Regions from separate parts of the Homo sapiens genome. Here region 1 is linked to region 2. Evidence: chromatin loops called from intact Hi-C (ENCODE). Cell type or tissue: PC-3. All regions are shown on one strand. Each heading gives the region's core, and the rest is flanking DNA. Links, peaks and the distances in the headings are about the cores only. Region 1 overlaps AGAP1 (ArfGAP with GTPase domain, ankyrin repeat and PH domain 1). Region 2 overlaps GBX2-AS1 (GBX2 and ASB18 antisense RNA 1).

Region 1 (2,925 bases), core at 98-2,597, 380 kb after region 2:
GGCTGCTGGAACACACTAGGGGAGGTACCCAGGAGCTCCTCTGCAAAAACAAATAAATGCCATTGAAACAGTTCTCTTCGCACTATGAATTTTGCTGCCTTATTTTTTTATGGCAAGTTTCTGAGCTGGGCAATGTATATTCACAATCTTTGGTTCCTGGGTGCACTTGGCTCTGTTTAATGGTATCAACATTATATGGTAAGCTTTTTAAAAATATCACATAAATAACATCGTTATTATAAAGCTTGAAAATGGACAAGGCCATGTAATGTATAATTTCAAGACTCACACTAGAACAAGTTTACAGCATGGACACAGATAATATAGACCAAATTCAGGTTAATGCTGATCCCTAGGCAGACAGGCAGGAGAAACGTGTTCTGGAGGCACATGGAAGGAGCTGCAACTTTTACTTAGGATTTGCTTATTTCTTGCAGTAGCAGCGTAGCAGAAAAGGGCTTGTATTTGATGAAGCGTGTGGTGAGTACACACGTGTTTATTTCTGTATGTTTGAAAAATTTTTCTAATAAAACACTTTAACCACGTGTAAACTAGGGCCGCTAAACTAAATTAATTGCTCTAAGAACCCATATTACCAAACTAGGGATTAAATGGATACAGTCTTTTAATGTTTGTTTTTTTTCCAAAGAAATAAGTGAAATAAAATATAACTCAGTGTTTGATTAGTAAAGTAGAATTCCTACTGCAAATGTAACATATAATTTGGACTAATACAGAGATTTTATTTGTACTATTTTATAAAAAAGTCATTTATTTTTGTTTAAAAATTGTATATGAATATATGCAAACAAACATCTGGGAGCACAAAATGTTAGCCCAGAGCAGTGCATTACAGTGTACTTTATAAAATGTGTAAAATGGTATTGGAAAAAATGATACATGCATTACTTAATTAACTATGGCCTCTTTATGATGTTCTAATAAATAAGGTGGATAGTGCCCCTCCAGCTGGGTGTTACAATCCCAGTCTGCACGAATTTTTATTCACTAAGATTGTCTGCATATCATGCATCTGTCCTCTGACTAGACACTTCCAAATAAATACACATTTTGACAGTTTATGCCTATAATCACCAACAACTGCCAGGGATGAAGAGTCTATTCAATTTTACATATTTAAAAATAGAAGAAAACTGGTCATGATAAAAATTTAATATCTTAATTGCTATGATTTCACAATTAATTTGCCTTCTTTTTGTTCCTTGGATGACACTGACATCTAGTGGAGTTACTATTTCCAGGAACTTCAACTTAAGACTACACCGCATGCATCATCACCACCACCACCACTACCACCACAACCATCATCACCATCACCACAACCACAACCATCATCACCATCATGACCATCACCATCACCACAACCATCATCATCACCATCACAACCATCATCACCATCACCACAACCATCATCACCATCACAACTATCACCACCATCACCACAACCATCATCACCATCACAACCATCACCACCATCACAACCACAACCATCACCACCATCACAACCATCACAACCACAACCATCATCACAACCATCATCACCACCATTACAACCATCATAACCACAACCACAACCATCACACCATCACAACCATCATCACCATCACAACCACAAGCAGCATCATCACCATCACAACCATCATCACAACCATAACCATCATCACAACCACAACATCACCACCACCACCACAACCATCATCACCATCACAACCACAACCATCATCACAACCACAACCATCACCACCACCATCACAACCATCACCATCACAACCACAACCATCATTATCACAACCATCATCACCACCACAACCATCATCACCACAACCACAACCATCATCATCACCACAACCATCATCACCACCATCATTTTGTTCAGTGTCAAACCCACTGAGGACCAACATATGGATCCCTGCCCAGAACTTTCACTGTCTTTTCCTTAAATGCCACAATGCAAACCTATTGCAGTGGTAGCTTCTTTTATGACTCCAAATTTCTATTCCCACTAATGCCATGGGACAGCTGGATTCAATTTCTGATCTGATCTCAAATTTATTTTCCAAGATTAAGGAGAAAGATAACAAACACTGGTCACCCTTAGATCCATAGGCAGACCATTATATTATGTGACACATTAATGGTGAAATAATTAATGGTGATTTTTGGTCACTGTAACAATGAGTTTTTACTGGCTTCTGCACCTGCCCTGCCCGGCCTCTTCATGGATGCCTGTAAGTGCACCTGTGTGTCTGCAGGGTGAATCCGCAGCAACAGGGTCTCTCCTCCTAGTGTGCAGAGCCCCTTCTCCTTCACCCTAAATCGCTTTCCCTTGAACATGGGTTGACTCTGGCAGTGAGTCTTCCTCCTAGACACTGAGCAAAACCAGGGCTGTGCACAGAGCAGATGTTAAGTCAATATTTATTAAATGGGCTGTTATTTTGATTCTCTCTGCCTTCAAGTGTTCTCCTCCCTAAGTCACCTGGGTTGTCAGGTACCCAGTGGGATACTACTTTCTGGCACACTGCAGTTCCAGAGCTTATAAAGGGAGGGGATGGGAAGGTGCTGGTATTCTCCTTATAAATAGTCTCATTTTTAAAGATACTTTGTGGTTTTAAAATTTCTCTCCTTAAAAGAGAAAGCAAAGTCAACAAGCAGAAAATGTGGCCCTCAGAAGGCGTCTGAGAATGAGTGCTCTCCCCCTTCCACTCCCTTAACAAAGACACAGAAGGTGTTCTCGACCACCACGATGACAAGCCCGCCCCTCCTCCCGGGGCACAGGCCGCCTGCCCACAGCCCACCTTCTCTCAATCCAGCTGCATCTTTGGCTATTGGTTTCTCAAGCCACCGAGTCACTGTGCAGCCTGTTCTAGCAGGAAACACTTCAACCCAAAGCCCCCCAGCCTGGGG
Region 2 (2,925 bases), core at 183-2,682:
TCATGCCCGTAATCCCCGCCTTTTGGGAGGCAGGAGGATCATTTGAGCCCAGGAGTTCAAGACCAGCCTGGGCAACACAGTGACACCTTATCTCTACCAAAAATTTGAAAATTCACCGGGCATTGTGGCATGCGCCTGTGGTCTCAGCTACTCAGGAGGCTGAAGCAGGAGGATCACTTAAGCCTGGAAGGTCAGGGCTCCAGTGAGCTATGATTGTACCACTGCACTCCAGCCTGGATGACAGAGTGAGACCCTGTGTCAAAGAAAAAAAAAAAAAGACAACAGAGGAATATTTTGCCTCCAACTTTTATTGAATGTCTTTGATTATTACTTGTCATTTGACGACAGAGAATTAAAAAAGAAGTGGCTGGGCACAGTGGCTCACACCTGTAACCTCTGCACTTTGGGAGGCCTAGGAAGGTGGATTGCTGGAGTTCAGGAGATCAAGACCAGCCCGGGCAACCCTATCTCTGCCAAAAATACAAAAAATTAGCCAGGTGTGGTGGCACATGCCTGTGGTCCCAACTACTCAGGAGGCTGAGATGAGAGGATCGCTTGACCCTGGGAGGCAGAGGTTGCAGTGAGCTGAGATCGTGCTACTATACTCCAGCCTGGGTGGCAGAGTGAGACCCCATCTCAAAAAAATAAAATACACAAATGAAGCTCTCCACTAATATTGGTCCTGGGGAGGCTGGCCTCTGTCCGCACCAACCATGTCCAGGACAGGACGAAACATTCATGGTTGGACCATCAGACACAATCCACAGTCCACAGGCAATTAGTACACAGACCCAGTACTGTGTGACGTGTTATGTTTAAAACTCTGAACCCAGCATTAGGCCTGCCTTTTTAGTATATTTACGTTGATTTAAGTTACTTGATAATCATCGACTCAGTATGGTTTAAAGAAAATCAAAGCCACTGACTCTTTAAGTCTATGGAGCATTTGCTGATCCCAGTTAACTGTATATAATTGTCAAATTTCCAATCTCTGAAATGACCCTTTGGACACACACTGATGGGGCAGGCTGTTGAACTTTTGCAAAGAACACTTAACCTTCTGCAGAAATGGTGTAAAATACAGGCTTGCGGAATGAGCTGGTCCACTCCAGTGCCCCCACCTCCTGTCCACGCCAGGCACCTAAGAAGCTGCTCAATCACTACAATTTCGGGTGCTATTAGCTTGCCAAGTGCTTTTCATCTTTTAAGGGCTGCCCAAGGGCCAAGGGATAAATCAGGAATGTTGTATCTTTTATTCCATTATTTTAAGGATAAATTACTGCTTAGTCAAATTTGTTATGTCCAGATGGGATATGCAGAAACCCCTGTATTTCAATTATGGTCAATACTGCATCTCATTTCTAGGATTTAAGTGTAGTTTGAGAACATCAAAATCCTTTTCAAACTCCGGGATTTGCGTTGAAATTGTTAACATCTTTCTCTGTTAAAACAAAAATTAATTTCACTAAATTGCTAAAATAAGCCTGAGGAATCTAGAACCCTGCGGAAGATTGAATAGGTATTGAAATTCATTTTCAGAGAGGCCTGCAGGTGGCGCCATAAGCAAACGGTCTTACCCTCTCCCACCAACCTACTCTCCCCAGAATTTAAAAAGGAGGAAAACAGGAAGATCTTAGCTCACATGATAAAGGGGAGGGGAGCCTACGAAAACTACAGATTCGTAAACTATCATATAGAATCGTGCTGCCATAATAAAAAATTCAATAATTAAAATATTGATTATGGAATTGCCTGCTTCCTTTGTATTAAATATGTGCAGTTTATAGTTAATGTGTTTATAAATAAATATAATTTTCAGTTGAATTTTTTATGATACCATAATAACATCCCAATCCTCATTTGTGTGTTAAACGTGTTCTTTAACAAAATTATACATTTACTATTGCAATGTAACTAGCTGGGTTTTCAGCCTTCATCTAATTTTCCAGAATGGTATTTCTGCAGTCCTAACATTCTTTGCTTAATCACTCCGATAAAAACGGTGGATTTCTTTGTAATGCAATTTGTAAGCAAAAAACATGATTGAGAATGCAGTATTTGCTGTCAACTATGTTTAACACAGGGTTTTAATTTAGCGGGTAATTATTCATTTGGTAGACGCTTTTTCCATTCACATTTATTTTCCCTGCTCTTAAGAAAGTTCGTAAGTTTGGAGAACCTTGGAAAACCAGGGTTGTGGCGTATTTGATGTAAGCCAGAGTTTGATACAGATGTTATCGCAAGAGAACATTTTTTTTATCTGCTAAAGACAGGAGGTCACATTAACTCGTAATACAGACACATAAAAATGTGATTATGGGTTCTAAACAGAACGCAGTAGGCTCCTAGTTAACACAATGAGATTTCTAGGAAGTGATGCATAAATTCTTCAAAAATGACACATTTCTCACGTTCCATTCCAATTAAATTACTGAGGCAGCTAACAGCCATGAGCACAAAGTACGGGATAAAATGAGGGTTTGCTTCTTGTAACTGTGTCTCTGTGAAAGTATATTTTTATGAGAAGCAGTTAATATTAAGCTATTATTTTTCAGCTGTGCTGGAAGGGATGTCTTGAGCCTTTCTTGTCGCGCTCTCCCCAGAAGAGCCTCCCCCTTTGTTTCTTGGGTTTGCTGATAGGAAGAGCGCGTTGCTCCACCGGCTACCGCCTTCACCTGGGGCTTTGGAGTGAAAGGGACCAGCCCAGGAAGGGGTCCCCAGCACCAGTCCCCAAGGGTGGGTGTAATCGCTGCCCAGAGGCCCTCAGCCAGGAGATTCAAAGGTGGGAGGCGCCCCCTCCGCTCCGCTCCCCCTACCCGCAGCGCCCGGCCGGGACGGGAGGTGCGGGGCTGGCCCCCACTCGCGATCCGCGAACACGCGGGGCCTGTCCTCCACGCCCAGCTCAGGCTTCAGGGACACGAGCGC

What was found. Peaks named below come from ENCODE experiments on the same cell type or tissue, not always from the same donor. Only the 100,000 strongest peaks of a DNase experiment are listed, where the experiment ranks them.
Region 1: it touches region 2 in a loop (10-fold over the local background); 11 of 110 quality-filtered maps call a loop at or near these places.

What each region holds. Positions count from the first base shown.
Region 1 is chr2:235,801,588-235,804,512 of GRCh38, reverse strand. All of the region lies in intron 8 of AGAP1 (ArfGAP with GTPase domain, ankyrin repeat and PH domain 1), which reads right to left. Among named protein-coding and RNA genes, the nearest start is that of TNRC17, 290 kb to the right of the region's middle. In PC-3, for the core only: a CTCF peak has its summit at 1,224 (motif pointing left); no DNase peak of the experiment used is centred there.
Region 2 is chr2:236,179,686-236,182,610 of GRCh38, reverse strand. All of the region lies in intron 1 of GBX2-AS1 (GBX2 and ASB18 antisense RNA 1), which reads right to left. Among named protein-coding and RNA genes, the nearest start is that of GBX2, 13 kb to the right of the region's middle. RefSeq lists enhancers at 2,256-2,771, 2,772-2,925. In PC-3, for the core only: CTCF peaks have their summits at 1,347 and 1,547 (motif pointing right); a DNase peak (open chromatin) is centred at 1,580; H3K4me3 peaks cover 1,065 bases; H3K27ac peaks cover 898 bases.